Regions from separate parts of the Homo sapiens genome. Here regions 1 and 2 are each linked to region 3. A link is an interaction called in ENCODE POLR2A ChIA-PET data of the cell type or tissue named here. Cell type or tissue: OCI-LY7. All regions are shown on one strand. Links, peaks and the distances in the headings refer to the core of each region. The heading gives the core; the rest is flanking DNA.

Region 1 (8,114 bases), core at 1,965-5,964, 52 kb after region 3:
TCTTTTATGTACTATGATAGGAATGGATTTTAATGTCTCCTCACATTAGGTTCCTGTTGGTGTTCAAATGAATAAATATGTGATCAATGGAACATATGCTAATGAAACAAAGCTGAAGATAACACAACTTTTGGAGGAAGATGGGGGATTTTACTGGTGCCATGCACTATTCCAATTAGACGAGAGTGAAGAACACATTGAGCTTGTGGTGCTGAGCTATTTGGTGCCCCTCAAACCATTTCTTGCAATAGTGGCTGAGGTGATTCTTTTAGTGGCCACCATTCTGCTTTGTGAAAAGTACACACAAAAGAAAAAGAAGCACTCAGGTGGGATTTCTTTTTTTTTTGTTTTGTTTTTTTCGAAAGTATTATCAGTTAATTATAAGTATTATTTACTTATGATATGGATTATGATTTGATACATTGCAATGACTTTAGGATTTTTGGGGAAAATCTTCATTTTCTTATTTGGAGCAGTATTTAGGTTTACAACAATGGTGACAGTGAGCTGGAAACATATCAATGGTCTTCCTGTTTCAATTCCTGAAAAAACTTAGTATTAAAAATGCCTTTTTTCTTTCTCTTCCCTGCCCCCTGCCCAACCCCCCACCTTTTTTTTTTGGTGCTACTGGTACCTAAGTACCAATTAGGTGATATGTATTCTGGCACTGGAATATTCGGAAAATCTATGATAGCTTAATATAAAAAGTCTCAAAGAAACAATTTTTCTTTCACTTAGATTATCATTTAAAAAATATTTTATTAACCATTCCAGAGTTCTCATTAAAGAGAGACCATCCTGTCATTTCCTATTTTTGCAGCCTGTGCCTGATGGGTTACAGGTTGATAAAGCAGTAATCCTAGAGAAAATTGACCTTACATCCTGTGTTCTTTCCTGATTTTATACTAAATTTTTAATGATTTAAATAATGACAAACTAAGCAGTCATGTTTTTGAAAATATCAGGCCACTAAACTATGTTTGATCAGAAATGCAGATAAGGTCTGTAGTGCAACTAAAGGAGGTGTAGGTGTTTAAGGTAGCATGTCTCTCCTTCATTCCAAACAAGAGAAACAGCATAGTACTTTCTTACTTAGGAAGGAGGTTTAATTGAGCATATACGTTCCATAAAAATGACAAACCAACTTCATAGTCAAATTCTTCTTTTGTTACACAGATGAGGGGAAAGAATTTGAGCAGATTGAACAGCTGTAAGTATTATTTTTTACAGATTAATTTTCGCTTGAGTAAAATACAGGGAAATATAAAATTGAATGAAATGTTTGCAGTTGGGGGAAAAAAGGCAGAGGAGTATTTTCTGTATATGCCCACGTGGTGGTGGAAAGTGGCATTCCAAGTCTGCCTGCCTGCGTGAGAATTCTTCTTCATCACTTACTACCTGCACTTCTCTGTACTTCAGCTTTCTTCTCTACAAAATGGATTTAATAATAGTACTCACCATATGAGGTTGTTGGATGGAATGAATATTATATATGTGTAAATGCATAGCATAGGTTATGGTGCACAGGTGTGCAGTAACCATCAGGAAGTATTTAATATTATTTTTTTAAAGCAATAGTTCTCAAGCCTGGCAATTTTTGATCACTTAAGAGTCTCTTTAAAAATACAGTTGCTCAGACCTTGCTGAATCTCCTGGACCAGAACCTCTTGGGTTGGGTCTGTGGCATCTGTATTTCTTGAAGACATCTACAAATGGTTTTGATCCTCTGTCTGTTGAAAATCACTGGCCTAGAATTCTATTAGTTATTATTATTCAGAGAACACAAATTATGTCACAGGTTCTCTTACACAGCCTTTGTTTAGAGTTAAGCATGAGTAGGTCTGGAAATAAAATCACCAGGGATGTAATTTAGTTTGGCAAAGATGGGAGTTCCGGATTCCTCCAAGCCAGAGAACTGAGTATGGAGGCTAGTGACAGAGGTGTCTAAGACTGGGATTAAAGCCTGAGCAATAGAGCCAAGGGCTGGGGGCCAGGAAAACGAGGCTAGATTAAAGTTGCTGCAAGAAACCTGAGACGTGGAAGGCCTGAGCAAGTATAACTAACACAAAATGGCACTTAGAGTTTATCAGCCAACAGGAGCTCTATGGAGTGAGTGTTATAGGCACGGATAGCAGGAGTGGAGCAGACAGTTGTCATTTAGATGTTTGTAGACATTATTCAAATAATCATGTTCACTCTGTTCACATAGGCTGGTAAAATAAACCAATATGATATGAGCTTCCAAGTTAAGGGCACAAAATAACTACGTCAGAAATCCTATAACACCAGATAGAGAAAAGCAGTGTTGTCTTAGAATCATAGACTCGCATAGTTGGAAGGGAATTGTATCTCTCCCAAGGGAATCCCTTCTCTTTCTGGAGAATGTAGACATCTTATTTATGTTGATTTGAACTTCTAATCTTTCCTGTTTCCATGTATTGGCCTTTTTCTTGTTCTTAGCATCATATAACAAACGTGACAGTCATTGACATACCTTGCTCGGATTCCTCTATTCTCTGAGCTGTGCCTCCCACTGTCTCTAACCATTCCTCTGAGCTCACATTTGGAAGTTGCATTCTGATTTAAAACACACTCTGAAAGGATGGTGCCAGAACAGTGTGGAATGGACCATCACTTCTGAACAATGTAAAATGGATTCAATCTATAGTGTAAAAGATGAATTATTTTTCTGAAAATTGGGTTAATGTACATCATTTTGCTCATCTTGTACAGCACCATAAGGATCACTGAAGGTGTTTAGTTTTTCTTTAGGTTATTTCACTATCTTTAGATTGTATACAGATATCAAGGACACTTGAACTCATTCAGAACAATGAGCTTTTTGGTGCCCCTCAAACCATTTCTTGCAATAGTTGCTGAGGTGTTTTCTTAGTGGCCATTATTCTGCTTTTGAAGAGTACACACAAAAGAAAAAAGCACTCAGGTGGGATTTCTTTTTTTTAGAAAATATTATCAGTTAATTATAAGTAACACTGTCTTATGATATGCATTATGATGTGATAATTGAAGCCTGCCCCCAAGACCTTGAAGGGCAAGGTATTCATTATGCGTACTGGTTATTTAGTTTTCGTCAATCTTTAGAATCTGAGGCCCACATTTGTAGTCCTGCTCTGATAAACTTTGGGTGGAAAAAGAACCATTTTTAAAACCTCTATTTCAGTGTAATAAGCATACAAATGTATAGCACCAATATCACACATGTTGGTTGACCTCCTAATTGGCTATTAGCTTGCATGTTTCCAAAACCACACATAAGTTATGGTCTTTATGCCCAAGTCCTCACTTATGCTTGGGGAGAAGCAATTCTCCCTGTGCATAAAATCAACAAGCCTTTGTCACTATCATTTGTGGTAACAGCTCCTCTTCAAGCAATGCCATAAAAATAAATTCAACATTGTAAGTAAAACATTTTTAGGAAGAAAGAATTCTGTCTGTATTGACATTTTACATTTTAACCTGATAGCCATATCAGTGATGTACTGACTTAATTTTATATAATATAAGCATTTAGTAATTTTCTTTTTTGTTTTCTGTACAGGAAATCAGATGATAGCAATGGTATAGAAAATAATGTCCCCAGGCATAGAAAAAATGTAAGTTACTTCTGAATGATATTCCAAATAAAAGGTAAAATTCAATATACATAGGCTATCTATTAATCAATTACTTTTTTTAGTTCCATAAAAGATCTGGTCATTTATGATGTGCTCAAATATGCTTGTTTACACTATTATAGGGGAAAATATGCAGTATAGTTATACAAAAATAAATACTTTCCTTTTCCACCAGAGGACACATAGCAACCAATCTAGAAGTAAATCTTTTGCAGTGGCTACATATTTTATTTTATCACCATGGACTAGTTTCTTTTACAATTTTTCATGTAGCTTTATTTGTTTTCCTCCCAAATTTTCTGGATTTTCTGTTATTTTAGTTTCATGTATTCCCATGTATTTGGGGGTGTAAACTTATGCATATAAGCTAACTTTCTTTGCTGATTAGATTCAAAATTTTTAGTTCATCAACATTACAGTAGGAGCTCTTTGTTTTGGTAGTAGATTGGATCCCTCACTTCCCAGTATTTTTTGCTTTGCTAAAGTGATAGTAAGTTACTGTAAAATAACCAGAACATACTAATTATATTTGATTATGCTTTATTTAACTCAGGAGTCTCTGGGCCAGTGAATACAAAACATCATGTCGAGAATCATTGGAAGATATACAGAGTTCGTATTTCAGCTTTGTTTATCCTTCCTATTAAGAGCCTCTGAGTTTTTAGTTTTAAAAGGATGAAAAGCTTATGCAACATGCTCAGCAGGAGCTTCATCAATGATATATGCTATCTCAGATCTAAAGGTATATTTTCATTCTATAATTATGTTACATAAAAGCAATGTAAATCAGAATAAATATGTTAGACCAGAATAAAATTAATTATATTCTGGTCTCCAAAGGACACACAGAACAGATATCAGCAGAATCACTTAATATTTCATAGAACAAAAATCACTCAAAACCTGTCTATAACCAAAGAATTCATGAAAAAGCCTTTGTCATTTGTCTTAGAAAGTTATTTTTTAAAAAAATCATGCTTACTATTAGTATCTATGGAAGTATATGTAACAATTTTTATGTAAAGGTCATCTTTCTGTGATAGTGAAAAAATATGTCTTTACTAAGTTGAAATGAATACTTTCTGCCTTTGCTAATGATAGTTATTCTATAATCTCCACAAGAAAAACATACCTTTTATCCAGAAATATTGGTTTAAGGCAAATAAATAAAACTGTGCTTGCTCTAAAGCTCTGCACTACAAAAGCAAATTTTCCAGTCTTTATTCCACTCATAACCACTGCTTTCCCCACCAGGCTAAAGTGCTTCTTAGTCTTTAGGTAGGGTTTTGAACTTCATAAGGTACACCGTTGTTCATGTTTTAGGGTGCAGGTCTGTATAGTTGTAATACTTAAAATACTGCTATACTGATGCTTTTGTGGCTCATGGTTTCCTGCTGTCTTTGATTTAACACCTGGCTTCCTGGTATCTATGACTGGTTAAATATCTAAACCTGCATTATTAGTGCTTTACAATAATAATTCCCTTGACTGAAGTCCAGAAGTACTAAAGTACTTCTTTTTTATTGCTGTGAATGCCTTAGACTTACCTTCAAAAGTAGGATACTTCATTTCTATTGCATATATAACTGAAATATTTTATAAACTCACTGTAATCAAATCTTATAAAATCTGAATCGACACGAAAAGTTGTCAGTGCTTGAATGAAATACTAAAATCATGCCACAGGATACTAGATAATGTAAATGACCATGATGTGTCCTTGGAGCTGATGGGTGTAGTGTCCCACTGCTCACAGGGCAACAACTTTAATAACAGAAGCAAAAAGTGGTGGTGTGGAACCCAAGATTCTTGGCGACTAGGGGATTTAAAGGTTGGGGAGGAGGAATTCAATGATTTGAAAAGAAATACTTTATAAAAATTTGCTCCATGTATTGGCTAAGAAAAATATAATAAAATTTGGTAGTGAAAATTATATCGCTAATGTTTACCAGTATTACTAGTATGAATAATACACATAAGGTAGTGACTTGGAAGCTGCTCAATACTTCGTTGCTATAACAAAATGCAATATTTTGTTGTAAAGCATCTTAACTACACATATAAGTTTGCTGAACTTGAATACATCCCAGTAATGGCAAACTTTATTTTATTCTTGGTTTTCATTTTATTCTGGTCTCAGGGCCATACATTTATTTTAGTTTAATTAATTATTATTTTGACAACATTACTCGGGTGATATCTATATAATGGTAGATAACCAATCAGTTAGCTTAATTAATCTAAACTATTTGAATTCAGGGAAATATTAGTCAAATCTGCTGTTTGACTAAATACAATTCAAAGCAATATATTTGTGACTGGGAATATAGAACACAAGGAAACAAATGCGTAGCCCATCTGCAGTATGCATTCTTCCATTTTACAACCACTAACCATTGAGGCTGATACAATTTTCAAGCAAGAAGCATTGCTTCCCAAAGGTAAAATAATCAGAAATATTTCTATAGTAAATTGAATTTTTAATTGGCAATACTGCTTATTTTTTTCTAGCAAAGACAATTTATTTCAGTAACCTTAAATAGGAAAAGTACTCAAAAATTAAAGTTGATTTTTTGGCTTTTTGTAGTCTCTCTAGAGGTCTTCTAGAAAATTACCACTGTTGGATTTTAATCTGCTTCCATTAACCAATCTTACAGAGATGATAAATGGATTAATACTGACCAACTATAAATTGACTGCAAATAATAAGCCACATAAAAGCTGAAGTAGGAAAACTACTCCAAGTTTATATATTAGGCACCTTGGGGAATTCTCTTAGTCTTTCCAGCTAACAAGGATTTTCAGCATAATAAGTAGATTTAATGATGGCATAAAATTCCCAGATACTTTCATATACATTTTTTGCCAAAGTGTAAATCTTCTCCTTTTGCAGTCTTTTTATTATCCCAACATCTAGCTGCTCAGGCCCCAATCTAGAACTCATTCTGATATTTTCTTCTTCTGTATTAATTAATACTTATGGGTCATGAATCCCTGCTCCTTTGACCTTTTTAATAGCTCATGAATCCACCCCATTGCCTCCCCAACTCTGCCCACACCAGCTGCAACAGCTAATGCCTTGATTTTCCTACCTCAGTCTCCTTTTCTATTAATCCCTCTTTTGCATGGCTGCTTGAGTCCACTTTCTCAAACACAAACCTCACTATGCAACTTTGGAATCTCTGTAGGCTTACCTTTGCCATTTCTTAATATTGCATTCTCCAAATTGCTAATCTCTATCCAGTCTCTTGAACTAGACTTGGTACATGGAGATTCCGCTCAGAAAGTGCTCTTCACACTTCTACCTGCTTGACTAACCCCAGATTATCTTTCAAGACTTTAATCTGATCTTGTGTCTTAGAGAAGCCCCCATACCTAGTAGAGCATGTACCATCTTACATGCTTAAGTAACTCCACATTTATTTGTGTTTATTACTCTGTGTTATAAATATACATTTGTTGGTCTCTCTCTTGGATTATTTTCTTTCTTTGTCCTGTAACTACCACTGAAAGGGTGCAATACAGATGTCTTGAAATGTGTGTTGAATGGATGAATATATAAATAAAAATGAAATTTTGTAAATTTCTACTTATTCTTAGAAAAACAATCTAAATTGTGACAAATCAGAATTGAAAAAAATATTCTAATAAAGAAAAACAAGCTTTTATAGCTTCAGTATTTGCTTCTTTTACTTTGAAAAACACATAGAATAGTATAAAGGTCTAGTCATATTTTCTGTAATAATGAATTAGTGTCTTGTGAGCAAAACGAGTTCTAATTCTAAACTATTACTAACTATTACACAGATTGTGTTGCTTTCAACTTATTTAAATTTCCTTTGTTCTTCATGTTTCATGGACAGTACAAATGCAAACCTTATTTTTATCCTTTATTCTAATAAGATAATGCATTGATTTTTAAATGTAAGGAATTTTAGGCCAGGCATGGTGGCTCACACCTATAATCTCAGAACTTTGGGAGGCCAAGGAGGATGGATCACATGAGGATAGGAACTTGAGACCAGCCTGGGCAACATAGTAAGACTCTGTCTGTACAAAAAATAAAAAAGAAATTAGCCAGGCATGGTACTTGCCTGTAGCTCCAGCTACTTGGGTGGCTGAGGCGGGAGGATTACTTGAGCCCAGGAGTTTGATGCTGCACTGAGCTATGATTGCCACTGCACTTCAGCCTGGGAGACAGAGGAAGACCCTGTATCTGTTCCCCCCGAAATTTAGCGATTGTATTCCTTTACATCATACAGTAGAGAGTTGATGTTTGTGTTCACTCCACTAACCTCATTCCACGTTCCCCTGCCAGTATACTTCAGAATATCTCAGATCCAATTCAAAATTTCATCTTAAAAGGTAGAATTATTTTCACAGTTTCACAGTTTAGTTTTGATTACTGAAAGCATTTCTTTCATTTTGTCTAATTGAACAAATTTATGCAAAGAATTGGGGACTTATTCCTCATTAGTA
Region 2 (8,114 bases), core at 1,965-5,964, 89 kb before region 3:
ATTTGGAGAGGAGAGCTTTATTTCTCATAAAGGGCTGCAGCCTTCAGGGTGCCATTCTGACAGGCTGGGAATTGTAGCCTATAGCCAGAAACCAGAAACGGACACTTCCAGGGAGGGAAAACTGGAACAGGAATCTATGTTGGGCAGGGTGGCAAGTGTACACATTCCATAAGGTATGGGAGGAGTCATGTATATTTGTGAAAGGAGAACTATGCTTATGTGCAGTTGAGCGTCTCAGCCCTCATGGGTCCCACATACAAAAAAACAGCAGCATTAGCATGATCCGAGGGTAGAGTTTTCGGCCCTCTGACGCCAAAAGATGAAGCAGAGGACATGAAAATCCTTACGGCCCGTTCTCCATAGACTGGTCAGTACTACTCCGGGGTCGGTGGTCTTTTTTCAGGTGGTTGGTTGATATCTGTGGTAGAGTCCTTTGAGAGGGCTCCTTTCTTTTTAGCCCCTAGGAAGGAAAGCCTAATGGTGGTTAGCCATTAGTAAGGGAGGGGGTCTAATGAGTGGTGTCCAACCTCCTATCCTGTCATGGCTGAGAATTCAGTTTTCAAGGTTTCTCTGGGGTCCAACTTGGCCAAGAAACGGTCCATTCAGTCTGTTGGGGGGTGTAGAATTTTATTTTTAGTTTACACTATTAAATGTTTCTTTCTGAGAAACTGGATTTGTCAACCTCTTTCTTCTGTCTCTCGCTGCTGAACAATGAGGCATCACACCCCACACTTCTGAGTTGTGTCATTAGCTGCTCGGGAAGTTCTGTCTCAGGCATTCCACAGAACTTCATCTGATTATGGACATGATGGGAAGAACCACAGCCCCTATGTGTCCCTTCAATGTAGGTCTGGACACTTGGGCTGCTGCAGGTCCCCTTGTGACTAGGAAGTGAGGGCTGTGCTGGAGCCCAGCTGACACCTGGGAAGGCTGAGACAGCCAGCAGTGTAAGCAGATGAGGCCCCAGAGGGACAGTGATGTGGAAGTGTTCCAATGAGCAGGCTATCAAAGCAGACTTGAATGTGAGGATCTGGACAGGTGCACACAGTGGATTCTATGCTCTGAATTAGAACAGTCTAGAAGGCAATTGAGCATTTGAAACTGTAACATAACGTTACAATTTTTTTTTCAATTTTTTTTTTGAAATTGCATAGTGGTGGTCGGAAAAGAAAGGAAAATTTTTCCTTCTGGACTATTTTGGGAAAGGGGTTTATTGCTTCAAGCTAATAATGATATTTGGAAACTAATTGTGGATTTATCCTAAAGAAAACAATCTACAGGCCTTTCTCATGAAGGTTCAAATTAAATTACTTTTAATGTCATTATTATACTCTGTATCCACCCTGAGTCCACTTATACTACTTCATCAAATGACAGAATTGTACATTTCAGAGTATTAATCTGCAAAACCAATATTGAGGTTCTGGTTTGTTCACATTTGCAACACAGTCCTCAGTTAAAAATGAAAAAACAGAAAGAACCACTGCAACATCTAACATCATTTTTATGTACGCAAGATGTTGTGCTAACATAAGTTTTAAATCAAAGCTGTACAACACCTTAACCAATACAGATTTAATAAAGTTTAAATGGAGATATAATTCTCATAAGTGAACTACATTTTATTTTTATTTATTTACATTTTAGAAACAGGGTCTTACTCTGTTGCCCAGGCTAGAGTGCAGTGGTGTCATCATAGCTCACTGCAGCCTCAAACTCCTGGGCTCAAGCAGTCATCCTGCCTCAGACTCCTGAGTAGCTGGAGCTACAGACAAGTACCACGACACCCAGCTGATTTTTAAATTATTGTTATTATTATTATTTTTAGTAGAGACAAAGGTTTCCCTGTGTGGCCTAGGCTGGTCTCCAACTCCTGAGCTCAAGCAGTCCTTTCGCCTTGGCCCCCTGAAGTGCTGGGATTACAGGCATGAGCCACCAGGCTTGGCCTTATACAATGTATGAAATGCTACAGCATTTGTAAGTAAACTAGTCTTACTTAACTTACAATTTTTGACATATCAACACTTTTCCATGTAGAGTTTTATAATTGTTTCGTTTCCTTAAAGTACACTTGTGCTAGTGTTTGATAAAACCCCTTTAGTTATACGGTTCTAAGAAAAAAACTGCATAGTCTTAGCAAAGAAGAAAAGTTCGAGCATCAGTAAAACCTTATATGCTGCTTCTCCATTTCTCCTCAAAATTTGTTTTCATTTTAGGGCAAGCACATCTGCATGTACTTTCCTGATTCTTTCAGTTCCCAAGTATTCTAATTTTATTTTATTTTTTCATCAAGAATAAACCAGAAAAAAATACCTTGTTTCAGTTTTTGTAATGCTAGGAAACTTTCATTATTTCAGAGGAAAATTCTGGGGCACATGTAAAGTCATGGGTTGCCTTGGGAAACAAATTCTATTAAACATTCCAGGTCTATTTAGCACAGGTAAATATAATCAGGATGAATTGCATAATTATGCATAAAATGCCAGATATTTTATACAAATGGGAAAAGATGAGATATGAGAAAGTAAGACTAGAGAAATAAGGTTACAAAACTGGTCAGTGACCAAAGGAGGTCTAGAATTTGGAAAATCTATGGCTGACTACGTTTTTGTTCTCCCCAAGCCCATTTTATTGCAAATAAATTTTTGCTTAGATCTGACCTTAAACTTCAATGAAGGGAGAAAAAAATATTCCCTGTAGGCTAATTTAGAGTTATCTCAGCAGTGTTTACCTCCATCCAGCAGTGTTTACATTTCATTCTAAGGTTGGCAAAGCAGGGATTTCTAGATCAAAAGCTCAATATCTTTGAGTCTTTAATCAATATAGAAGTTAGTTTCAGAGAAACTATCCTATTTGATTACAATTTATGTTCTGTGCTTTGGATTCATTTCTATAATTAAAAATTATACCAGGCACTTTTCACTGGATACACATACATTTGCACACACGTGCTTGTGCACATACACACCAGCGTATACACTCAGATGACATCACAAATCTTGGTCATGAAAAACTGGGTAGGTCTTCCTGGGGCAAAATGCAGATAATGGATAACAAAGAGAGACTGTATTTGTGTCACCATTCTTTATATCCTAGGTGAGATTACTCCTGTCTCCAATTCTCAATTATTAATTCTGATTTTTTGCACATGAATTACTCTGAAAGTTACAATTTGAAATTGGGTAGAAAATCCTTAATAACATTACTGACTCATTGGTAATTAAATATGGAGCTTCCATATTTAATTCAAGTAATTCCCAAACTTGAAAGGAAGAACTACTAATGAAGGTTTTTATGCATAAGATAATACACTGTTTACTAATGTTCAAACCACACAAATACTTGTGAAGCTACAAAAATTTAGTCAATATATTTAAAATCTATTATTAAAATATGTTATCAGCCCAGCTAAGTGGCTCACACTTGTAATCCAAGCACTTTGGGAGGCTGAGGTGGGAAGATCACTTTAGACCAGGAGTGGAGTTTTGACACCAGCCTGGTCAACAGAGTGAGACCCAGGCTCTACCAAAAAAAAAAAAAAAAATTAGACACTCATGGTGGAGCATGCCTGTAGTCCCAGTTAGTTGGGAGGCTGAGGTGGGAGAATTGCTTGAGCTCAGGAGTTCGATGCTGCAAGGAGCTATGATTGCATCATTGTGCTCCACCCAGGGCTCTGCAAGACCCTGTCTAAAAAATAAATTTGAAAAATTAATTTAAAAAATAAATAAAATATGTATAAAACACTTCATGTGTTCCAAAAGAAAAAGTAGGATAAAAAAATCTGTATGCTAATTATCCAGCTTAAAAAGAAATCAATCTGAAAACAGCTAAAGCCGATTATAACTCTTTAATAGCATCATGCTTTCTTCAACTTCTGAGGCTACCACTTTTATGAAATTTTTTATTATTGCCATGAATGTAAGATTGATTATCCACACACATGTGTACTTATACATAGATTAAAGGTCTTACAATTATATATTTAAAACATTGTGCTGTGTATATTTTTGGCATTTGTTTTTGTTCAACTTTAAATTTGTAAGGTTCACCCATATTGGTATCTATAGCTTGGATTTATTCATCTTCTCTGTTATGCAACATTTTATTATATGGATCCAGCACAATTATTTATCAATTTTCCAATTGATGGATCTTTCAGATATTTTTCTATTACAAAAAGTGCTGCAATTGTTTTATTTACTAGATGGGTTGCTGTTCTTGTGACTTGCAAAAACTTACGCAAGTTTTTTTTTTTTAGTTCTATTTGTGGATGTTTATCTATGGTCTGTCATATTTTTTTCAAGCACATTTATTTCCTTCCATCACTTATGAATTCAAATTCAGAATTATGTGTATATATACTGCCATATATTTCATTTACATAAAGGAAAGAAATGAGATATTTTATAAACCAAATTAGGGAAGAACTCAGAGGGGAGCAGAAGAGAAGAAATTGTTTGGTTAGTTGGTTTTAATTATTTTAATTTTCCCCCACTGCTCTACCCTTGCAACCTAAAACTGTACCTAGAAAGAGCTTAATACATTTTTGTTAAACTAATGAATAAATTTATAAATATTATTAGTATTTTGTAGTTTGGGAGTCTAACTTAAAATAGCTTCTGTATTTTTTTTTGTTTCCAAACTTTCTATTAAAATAAGAAAAAGACAATGCTCACACTACCATTAACACCTAGGATGACAGTAACTCTACTGCTAGAATCTGAGAAGAATATTTGTCATCCATAGGCTAATACAACCAGTTGGAAAAATGCGATGGATAATCCATTGGTGAGAGAACATCTGAAGTGGTACTTTGCTATCTTCTAAAGGTGGGTTGAGAGCTATGGTGCATGAGAGCCAGACTGCTCATAATGGTTTGTCAAGTCAAGAGCTGCATTATCAGGAATTTTGAAAGTTGCTTGTTAAACTACTTAAATCTTGAAATCAGCCATGGTGAGAGTGTTTACTCCCATTTCGATGGGATCATCACAGGCTACAAATCAGGACTCTCCCCTTTTGTTAAACATTTATGAACACATTACTCATCCTATCTTTACTTCCTTCCTCTGCATTACACCAATCAGAATTCTAAATGTCTGTTATGCTACTACACATGTACTGCTTTTAAGGCAGCAGGAATATTTTTGAGCCCTTCACTTGTGCTTGTCTTTTTTTGTTGTTCAACTGGATACTATAAATTCCAGAAAACAATGTGGGGAGAAATAGAGCAAGAGGGCCTACACTGGCACAAGGTGCCAATAAGTTGTGGGTGGGTTTAAAGTCTTATAGGTCAGACATGATTTGGGGAGGGGATGGGTGGACCAGTCAAGCCCACCTTGAATAGAATTGCATTCCCAAATCATACAGCTACTTAGTAGAGAAGTAATGGGATGGATGTTGGAAACCAACCAAGATGTTTACTTCAGCCTAGCTTACCCTACTGAAATTGACTCATTCTATCCACTCAACCTGATTTCTCAGGATTCTATAATATGCACCAAAATTGGGTTATTTTTACAATATTCTTATTCTTCAAACTGTTTCCTTTACATAGATCATGACCTCATTTACCCTAATTTACCTATTTACCTTTGATCCTCCTTTTCCTGTCTAGTCTGATCTCTTCCTCCCCATACCCCTATAGGAAAATTACCTGTTGGTGCAGCCATGTTTATGCCTCTGTGCATTAAAAAAAGTTGTACACTGATATGTATTTTTCTATATTCTCATTTAAATTATCTTTCTATATCTCACATTCTTGAGACTCTAATCTTTTTTTTTTTCTTTTTTTTAGATAGAGTCTTGCTCTGTCACCAGCCGGAGTGCAATGGCACGATCTCGGCTCACCACAACCTCCGCCCCCTGGGTTCAAGTGATTCTCCTGCCTCAGCCTCCTGAGTAGCTGGGACTACAGGTGCACACCACGCCCAGCTACTTTTTGTATTTTTAGTAGAGACGGGGTTTCACCATATTGGCCAGGGTGGCCTCAATCTCTTGACCTTGTGATCCACTCACCTCAGCCCTCCAAAGTGCTGGGATTACAGGTGTGAGCCACCGTGCCCAGCCAAGACTCTAATCTTTCTATAGTGTTTGCTTAATCTAATTCATGGTAATTTATTTCTGCGATTTCCATGTTTTCTTTTTTAATTGCTACTTTATTTTACTGAGGCTTTTCCCTACATTTTATCTGAGAGAACACTGTGGCCTGTCTTTAAGAAACAGCTTTGAAGTAGATTTACCAGGTGGTTTAATGGTAATCCCTGTCTTAGGAATAATATGATGTATATTGTTAAAATTAACAGTATATTCATTTTAACCTCAAACCTGGGATAGCCATAGGACTAAAATTTCTCTTTGGAGATATATACGTCTAAAACATAGAGCCTAGACAGAGACAGACAAACTTCTTTGCTATCTTCCTGTGATTTTAGGCAATTAGAAAATTTAATCATCTATCAAATGTGTAGACTTTTGAGGGTACCTGCTCTGCTCCATTCTCTCAGTTCCCATTCTTTGCCATGCATAGGTTGCATAGGCCATGCTTGTCCTCTGTCTCATCTTGTAAATACAACTTGAGTTTTGAAAATACTGGGAGGAAAAGTACATCGCCTCAGGTTCTGCTTGCATGCTTACCCTTTGGTTTTTGGTTTCCATCTTATTTCTGGTACCTACAGGTTTCCTTTTCTTTGTTGAAAACGTAGCTATGCATTTAAAACTTTTTGTTAATTGTTACCAACCCATTTTGTTATATGTTAACCATGTTATATATTACATTTAGTTATTTACACTTTTAGAGTTTCTAGTTATCTTAATCAACCATCCTGCTAAAAATTGAAGTTGCATTTTGTATATCTTTAAGAATTATTTGAAAAGATAATTTATCCTCTTAATGGGAATGACAATGACTAGCAAGCTTATTTTGATAAAATTAGATGCTGTTTTCTATACTGCTAAAATATAATGTTTTTAAAATGTGCACCACATAAAATGTGCCACTGTACATATGTAATGGCTTTTAATTTGTAGATTTCTTCCTAAATTTAATAAATCAATTAAAAATGTGACTTAAAGTAAAACTAAAAATGTCACAAGAGTATATGGAGACAAAATATACTAGAAGAATATAGCTTTGTGGACAATTTGGGGAAAATATGACAGGAATTTTTTCTCAATGTGTATGACTTAAATCATACTCTAGCTAAAAAGCAAGTTGTACAGGTAGTTGGATAAAGTCCTGCCAGCCTGCAACAATGCTGACATAGCAGTCACATTTCAATGTGGTTTCATAAACATTTGCGATGCTTCTAATATATGCCAGGCACTTTTCTCAGACCAGGGCATTCCAAAATACCATGATTATTTTTAATGATCTTACTTACTTACTGGAGAACCCAGTGTGAGAACAACATATAAAAAATGCAAATCCGTAGTGACGATGCAGTACTAATAGCATGTAGAAGGGATGGATGCAATATAGGGAAGGAAGATCTCATTGAGGAGTTTGCATCCTAGCAAGAGTTTTAAAGATAATTAAGGTTTTGACATGTCAACTAGTAAGTTTCAGACACAGTGAAAGCACCCAACATGATGCACAGCTTCCTGGAAATGATACTTAGTTGAGATGATCTATATCGAAGAGTTAGGTTAATATGGTTTCAGAGTCCTAGCCAGAGAATCTTGAAAGATGAGTCCTTGCTGGTTAGTTTGATTTACCTATTCATCAAGAAGAAACAAATTCAAAAACTGAAGCAGGTCTCCCATATAAGAGAAGAACAATGATTTAGAAAATGTAAAATTTATATGCTAGGGTTTGTTAGTTGCTGACAGAAAGTTAAGAAGAAATGTGAGTTAACTGGGGTAGACACCTGCTTTGCACCAATGTAGATGAATGTAGCATGTCGTCAGATGGTTGTATGATCAGTACTCAGTAATAGGCTTCCTTCTCTGTATATTTCATTTTTGGAGTGGTGGTTTCAATTTTGGCCTCTGGAGTCACATGCCTTAGCCTCGAATCCCAGCTCCACCACTTATAAGTTCCATGACCTTAGAAAATTGCCTAACCTCTAAATGCCGCAGTTTACTCATCTGCACAGTGGGAATGACGATAGCATCTA
Region 3 (8,114 bases), core at 2,477-6,476:
CCTCACTGAGCCCCGGGTACATTTAACTATTGAGTGCCACGAAATTAACTTCCTCCTGGACACTGGTGCATCTTTCTCAGTGTTAATCTCCTGTCCCAGACAGCTGTCCTCAAGGTCCGTTACCATCTGAGGAATCCTGGGACAGCCAGTAAACAGGTACTTCTCCCACCTCCTCAGTTCTAACTGGGAGACTTTGCTACAGATGGTAAGTATGCTTATCTAATCCTACATGCCTATGCTGCAATATGGAAAGAAAGGGAGTTCCTAACCTCTGGGGAAGCCCCATTAAATACCACAAGGAAATCATGGAGTTATTGCATGCAGTGCAAAAACCCAAGGAGGTGGCAGTCTTACACTGCTGAAGCCATCAAAAAGGGGAAGGAGAGGGGAGAGCAGCAGCATAAGCAGCTGGCAGAGGCAGGCAAAGACCAGCAGAAATGAAAGAGAGAAAGAGACAGAAAGTCAGAGAGAGAGAGAGAGAGAGGAGGAGACAGAGACAAAGAGGGAGTCAGAGAGAGAGAGAAAGAGAGAGATAGAAAGCCAAAGAGAGAGAGGAAGAGACAAAGAGGGAGTCAGAAAGAGAGAAAGAGAGAGACAAAGAAGAAGTCAAAGAGAAAGAGAGATGGAAGTAGTAAAGAAAAAACAGTGTATGCTATTCCTTTAAAAGCCAGGGTAAATTTTAAACCTATAATTGATAATTGAAGGTCTTCTCCATAACCCTATAACACTCCTAACCACCGTGTTGTCAGTGTAAACAAGGGTGTAGCCCAAAAACACTGAGGCCACTGACAACCCATAGCCTTCCTATCAAAACCGTAGCCTTCCTATCAAAAATCCTTAACCCAGCAGGTTTCCTAACAGGGGATCTAAATCTTAATTACTATACAAAGGTCCTATCAGACCTAGGAAGTACTCCCTTCAGAAGTGGATGATAGATGGTTCCTCCCAGGTGATTAAGGGAAAAAGACACAATGGGTATTCAGCAAGTGATAAAGAAACTCTTGTAGAAGCAGATTTAGGAAAATTGCCTAATAACTGGTCTGCTCAAACGTGCCAGTTGTTTGCACTCAGCCAAACCTTATAGTACTTACAGAATCAGGAAGGAGCCATCTATACCAATTCTAAGTTAATATGGACTGAACGAGGTCTTATTAATAGCAAAGAATAATTGAAATCCCAAACTTACAAGGTTTTCAACAATAGTAAAGTTTGCTAAAAGTTAACAGTGTAACATGTATTATCCTACTACCACATGCTCTCAAAGGATTTCTCAGACAGTTCGCAAAAAATAACAAAATCTATCCTTACTCTACAATCCCAAATAGACTCTGGTAGCAGTGACTCTCCAAAACCGCCAAGGCCTAGACCTCCTCACTGCTGAGAAAGGAGGACTCTGCACTTTCTTAGGGGAAGACTGTTGTTTTTACAATAACCAGCCAGGGATAGAAGAAGATGCTGCCTGGCATTTACAGGAAAAGGCTTCTGAAATCAGACAACGCCTTTCAAACTCATACCAACCTCTGGAGTTGGGCAACATGGCTTCTCCCATTTCTAGGTCCTGTTTCAGCCATCTTGCTATTACCTTTGGGCCCTGTGTTTTTAACCTCCTTGTCAAATTTGTTACCTCCAGGATGGATGCCATCAAGCTATAGAGGTCTTACAAATGGAACCCTAAATGAGGTCAACTAACAACTTCTACTGAGGCCCCTGGATCAACTCACTGGCCCTTTGTCTGGCCTAGAGAGTTCTCCTCTGGAGGACGCTACCACTGCAGGCCCCCTTCTTCACCCCTATCCAGCAGGAAGTAGCTAAAGTAGTCATCGCCCAATTCCCACAGCAGTTGAGGTGTCCTATTTGGAGGGGGGATTGACAGGTGAAGCCAGCTGGGCTTCTGGGTCAGGTGGGGACTTGGAGAACTTTTCTGTCTAGCTAGAGGATTGTAAACGCACCAAAGCTCTGTGTCTAGCTAGAGGATTGTAAACACACCAGTCAGCATTCTGTAAAAATGAACCAATCAGCACTCTGTAAAATGGACCAATCAGCACTCTGTAAAATGGACCAATCAGCAGGACATGGGTGGGGCCAAATAAGGGAATAAAAGCTGGCCACCAGAGCCAGTAGTGGCAACCTGCTTGGGTCCCCTTCCATGCTGTGGAAGCGTTATTCTTTCATTCTTCATAATAAATCTTGCTGCTGCTCACTCTTTGGGTCTACACTACCTTTATGAGCTGTAACACCATGAGGGTCTGTGGCTTCATTCCTGAAGTCAGTGAGACCATGAACCCACCAGAAGGAACAAACTCCGTATGTGCCACCTTTAAGGGCTGTAACACTCACCACGAGGTCTGCAGCTTCATTCTTGAAGTCAGCGAGACCAAGAGCCCACCAGAAGGAATAAATTCCGGACACAAACTCAGAATACTCTAATACTATAATTGTAGTGTGCAATCCACTTATAAATCAAATATGAAGCCTCAAAAAGCAAATCTATCAAAAACAATCATAGCTACAGAAACTTGTTAAGAGATAGGTAATATAAAGATATGTAAAGTCAATTAAAATTCAAAATGAGAGAGAAATGAAGTTAAAATGTGGAAGTTTTGTTTTTTCTTTGTTTGTTTCTATTCTTTGTGATCTAAGATAAATTGTCATCTCTTTAAAATAACTTGTTATATCTACAAGACGTTTTTTGTAAACCTCATAGTAACCATAATGCAAAAACCTATAATAGATTCACAAAAATTAAAAAGCAGCAAATTAAAACATACTACCACAGAAAATCACTTAACCACAAAAGGAGAGTCAGAAAAGAAGAAAGGAAGAGAGGAGTTTCAAAATACCAGAAAACAAGCAACATAACGGCAGTAGCAATTCCCTACTTATCAATAATAACACTGGATTTACATGGACTTGATTCTCCAATTAAAAGGCATAGGGTGGCTGAATGGATAAAGAAACAATACCTAACTACATGCTGCCTATAAGAAACCCACTTCACCTCTAAACATATAGATAGACTGAAAGTGAAGGGGTGAAAAAAGATATTGCATGCAACTGGAAACTAAAAAAGAGTGGGAGTAACTATACTTATATTAGAGGAAATAGACTACAAATCAAAGATTGTAAAAAGGGATAAAGAAGTTTACTACATAATGATTAAAAGGTCAATTCAGTAAGAAAATGTAACCATTATATACATCTATGAACCAACACTGATAGGTCTATACAAATATAAGTATAAAAAACTGATTAAAGTAATTGAACGAAACATTTAAATAAGGATATTCTATGTCATGGATTGGAAGAATTAATATTGCTAAAATAACAATACTATCCAAAGCAATTTACAGATTTAATGCAATCCTTATTAAAAAACCAATGCCATTCTTCACAGAAATAGGACAAATGCTAAAATTTATATGAAACCACAAAGACCCTGAAGACCCAAAGCAATTTGGAGCAAAAAAAGAAAAAAAAAAAAAAAAGGCTGGAGGCATCACATTACCTGGCTTCAAAATTTACTGCAAAGATATAATAACCAACTATTCACAATAGTAAAGACATGGAATCTATCCAAATGCCCATCAATGGTAGACTGGATAAAGAAAATGTTGTACATATACACCATGGAATACTATGCAGCCATAAAAAGGAACAAGATCATATCCTTTGTAGGGACATAGACGGAGCTGGAAGCTGTTATCCTCAGCAAACTAATGCAGGGACAGAAAACCAAACACCACATATTCTCAGCTGAATGAGCTTAATGATGAGACCGCATGGACACATACTGGGCCTGTTGGGGGTGGGGTGTTGCAGGAAGGAGAGCATCAGGAAGAATAGCTAATGCATGCTGGGCTTAATACCTAGGTGATGGGATGATCTGTGAAGCAAACCACCATGGCACATACTTACCTACGTAAGAAACCTGCATATTCTGCACATGTACCCTGGAACTTAAAACAAAAATTAAACATTAAAAAAAAAGCTATAGTAACCCAATTAGCCTAGAACTGGCAAGAAAACAGACACATAGACCAATGAAACAGAATAGAGAACCCAGAAATAAACCGATGCATTGACAGCCAACTCATCTTCAACAACAGCACCAAGAGCATACAACAGGAAAAGGAGTGTCTGTTTAATAAATGGTGCTGGGAAAACTAGGTAATTACATGTAGAAGGATGAAACCAGACCCCTATATCTCACCATACACAAAAATAAAATTAAAATGGATTAAAGGTTTAAATCTAAGACCTAGAACTATGACTATGAAACAATTAGATGAAAACTTTGGGGAAGTGTTCCAGGACATTAGTCTGAGCAATGATACTTTGTGTAAGACCTCTAAAGCACAGGCAACCAAGAAAGAATAGACAAATGGGATTGAATCAGGCTAAAAAGCTTCTGCACAGCAAAAGAAACAATCAACAATGATTTAAGGTCCTGTATGGGGGATTTGTTAAAGTATAATCAAAATGGAGGCCACAGTATATCCTTAGGTTAACCACTCATAGCCACATGACCAAAATTTAAGCTATCCTGACTTCCCTGAAATGCAATTTCTAACCATTAACAAAAGTTAAGCTTTCCTTTCTTGTTAGTATGATGAAATTGAACCAATTTGTTACAGACAAATAAGCTTATACAGCTCTACTTGCCCAAAAAGGAATATAAGTTTTTAACAGCCAGTCACAATAGAGGTCAATGCACTTCCTCATTGATGCTTTATAAGCTGCACTGTAACTCTCATGTCAAGTTTCTTACTACTTTTGATTTGAAGTCTTCCGGTTTGTGAACTATTCTTTTGTATGTATGATAACCTGCATATTCCTTTTTTACTTGATCTGACTTTATTTTTACGCGGTCCTCCATGGTGTTTGGGTTTCTCACAGTGTGGCAGTCTCAGGATAATACCGTAGTACTTTTCACCAGGCAGCTGTCTTCTATGAGCAAGGTCTCCAAGAGAAAGGAAGTGGAAGCTCTTGTGGTCTGGAACAGAAAGCCCACACAATCTTTCTCTCTCGCTCTCTCTTTTTTTTTTTGAGACAGAGTTTTGCTCTGTTGCCCTGGCTGGAGTGCAGTGGCGCAATCTTGGCTTACCGCAAGCTCTGCCTCCTGGGTTCAAGCAATTCTCCTGCCTTAGCTTCCCAAGTAGCTGGGATTATAGGCATGTGCCACCACGCCCAGTTAATTTTTTTTTTTTTTTTTTTTTGCATTTTTAGTAGAGATGGGGTTTCACCATATTGGCCAGGCTGGTTTCGAGCTCCTGACCTTGTCATCTGCCTGCCTCAGCCTCCCAAAGTGCTGGAATTACAGGCGCGAGCCACCAGGCCTGGCCAGCCCACACAATATCTCTTCAGCAATATTCAGTAGGTTAGGGGAGTCACAGAGCCCACCCAACTCAAGGGGAGAAAACAAAGGACCCTTATTCCCCCTTTATACACTTCATGATGATGAGAGTATCAAAGTGCTTGTTGCAATATTTATTTCACCAAGGAGGAAAAGGTCAGTTTGGACCAGAAAGGTCAGAAAAAGTTATATAGGGAAGGCAGTTGATAAGCTGGTTTTAAAGGATATGGAGCATTTGAAAAAGTGGAATGTGCATAAGGCTGGAAATATCAAATATCTAAATATAGAACAGGAACAATGATGAAAAGACTTTCAAAATGCTTAGCAAAATGAGAATTATATTTCTTTCTCAACTTTTTTGTTCTAACAGCAAAAGCAACAGTGGGGATCAGCATCAACTTGGGCAAGTAAGTTTTTCTTGTCATAAATAGGCTGATTCAACTGAAAAAAAAATGTTTAAGTAAGTTCAGCTCATTTGAAGACGGGTGAATACTGTGTCTAAGGATTTTATGAGACTAACTGGGAAAAGTCAGTCAGAGTTTAGTTTGAGGTGAGAAGTGCTTAGTGTTGACACTCTACCTAATTATAGGGAAACGTGTGCAGTTAGTCCTGAGACCAGATGCAGGGTAGAAAGAAAGAGGCGTGATGTAGCAGCCATTGATTAGGCAATTTGGGTTTAGCAAGCCCAGTCAATGCCCTCAGAGGGTCAACAGTGTATACAATTTAGTCCTTGAAGGCATCTTTTAAAGTTTCATTCAAAAGATTTTAATCATTGTGACCATAATTTTCTGAGAAGAGGCTTTTCTAAGATTTGTTATTCACAGATAAATAGTTGTCTAATTTGTGTGTGTGTGTGTGTACATGTGTGCATGCGTGCATTCGTGCATGCGTGCCTATCTAGCCTTTTTTGAACACAATGACTGGCACCTGGTAGATAATATGGTTGAATGAATTGTATTATTCATATTCTCTCACTGCCAACTTGAAGAATCTACATCTGTTTCCAAAGTTTTGCGCATATAATACTAAAACAAAAACGGACATGTTTTAGTAATACGTACCAATTACAAATTAACCATTCCTGCCTGGAATAAGCATAGGTTTTGTTAAATAGTTCAATTTTCAAAATTTGTCTCTTATGTTATTTCCAATCCTTTTTTTTTTTTTTAACGCTGATATATTTTGAATTTACGAATGTGAAAGCTGAACTTCAAAAAATAAAGGGAGAGGAAACAAAGCTCGTGAAAAATATTTAAAATATCTTTTAATGCGTTATAACATCCTGGAGAGAAATCAAATCAATGTGTTTCAATGTTACAACATAGATTTCTCCTCCCCTCCCGGATAAAGCACTAATTTATTTAATTTGGTTCAGAGCACTGAATATTCCAAGCTACAGCCTCGTGGGTAAGAGATAGCATTATCTTAAACAGTGTTCGGATTTAACAAAGGTCAACGTCTTGTGCAGTTTACATAGCATCTACTCTCAGTAGCTTTTGCTTCTTGAGCTCTACGTGGCTCCTCAGAAGCTGTTAGGCTTAACAAACAAAAATAAAGTAAAATCAGATACGGTATGGGGCCTTGGGACACTGAAACCTTCATCCGTAGAAAATCAGTTAAGTCTTCACAGGCTAGAAGAGAGGGTGTGTGTGATTAGTAGGCAAAGCAAAGAAAGATCAGTACAAGTTGTCTGGCAGCTGGATAAAACCTTACACCTGCGCAAAAATAAGCCTCCCTCATAAGAAAGCCCAAAGATGTCCGGGGTCGGGGAGGAGGAAAGTGTCTCTCATCTGTCCCATCAACGAAAATTAGTGAAATCTGCCTCAGATGAAGTGCAAAGGCCAGTCTGCAGGGATAGTTTCAACCTCTCCCCACGCGATGGGCTACACATCACCTGCCCAAGCTCTCTCCCGACCTGCTAGAGCCTAGAGGGCGGAGGCCGGAGAGGCTGCAGCCGGGAGTAGCACCGCACATCCGGGAACGCCAGCAGCGGGCTGAGGGCTGCATAACTGATGGAAGGCCGGGCGCGGTAAGAGCGTCTCGGGGAGTAGGGCAAGGCGGCCGGGCCCCTCCCATTCCGCCTTTTCTTCAGCGTCCTGCCCGCGGCACTGGCTGCGGGTGCCGGGCCACCTGCGAGTGTGCGGAGGGATTCCGGACACCCGCGGCGGCGAGCTGAGGGAGCAGTCTCCACGAGAACTGAGGCGGACCCTCTGGCGCCATGCGCGCCCTCCCCGGCCTGCTGGGGGCGAGGGCGCCTACGCCCCGGCTGCTTCTCCTCCTCCAGTGCCTTCTCGCCGCCGCGCGCCCAAGCTCGGCGGACGGCAGTGCCCCAGGTGTGATGGGTACAGGGGCCAGGGTAGGGAGGGCGGAGGGCGCGCGAGGCTCGGGTCCCCGCGGGCAGAGGGCATCGCTGGCGCTCCGGGCAGGGTTGGCGGGGAGAGGCGCGGGGATGCTGGTGAGGGCGGGTGGCGAGAGTCGGCGGCAGCCTCCCATTGGCTACGTTTGTGTCACCTGAGCTGAACCCTGGAACTGGTGCCGCTCGCGCTCCCGCGCTCTTTGGGGGCGAGTCTTAAACAAACAGCGCCCCGCGAGTCGGGCGCGTAGGTATCAGGGCAGAGTCTGGTGTTTCCTAGGAAGACGGCAGTGGGGTGTGTGGGTGGATGCAGGGACCAGATAGCGATTTGGCTTGTGCAAATGTGGCATGAATTTTGAAAGCCACATTTCCCCAAGGCCTACTCCCTTTTCTTGATTCGAGAGTGAG

The links. Peaks named below come from ENCODE experiments on the same cell type or tissue, not always from the same donor. Only the 100,000 strongest peaks of a DNase experiment are listed, where the experiment ranks them.
Region 1: POLR2A ChIA-PET joins it to region 3 with 6 read pairs; 7 of 35 experiments call an interaction of 5 or more read pairs at or near these places.
Region 2: POLR2A ChIA-PET joins it to region 3 with 8 read pairs; 2 of 35 experiments call an interaction of 5 or more read pairs at or near these places.

The regions. Positions count from the first base shown.
Region 1 is chr1:121,564,588-121,572,701 of GRCh38, forward strand. It overlaps the pseudogene EMBP1. Among named protein-coding and RNA genes, the nearest start is that of SRGAP2-AS1, 170 kb to the left of the region's middle. In OCI-LY7, for the core only: no CTCF peak of the experiment used is centred there; no DNase peak of the experiment used is centred there.
Region 2 is chr1:121,423,236-121,431,349 of GRCh38, forward strand. The region is part of intron 1 of LINC02798 (long intergenic non-protein coding RNA 2798); the gene reads left to right. Among named protein-coding and RNA genes, the nearest start is that of SRGAP2-AS1, 29 kb to the left of the region's middle. In OCI-LY7, for the core only: no CTCF peak of the experiment used is centred there; no DNase peak of the experiment used is centred there.
Region 3 is chr1:121,511,774-121,519,887 of GRCh38, forward strand. It overlaps the pseudogene EMBP1. Among named protein-coding and RNA genes, the nearest start is that of SRGAP2-AS1, 120 kb to the left of the region's middle. In OCI-LY7, for the core only: no CTCF peak of the experiment used is centred there; DNase peaks (open chromatin) are centred at 4,968 and 6,248; H3K4me3 peaks cover 2,102 bases; H3K27ac peaks cover 2,513 bases.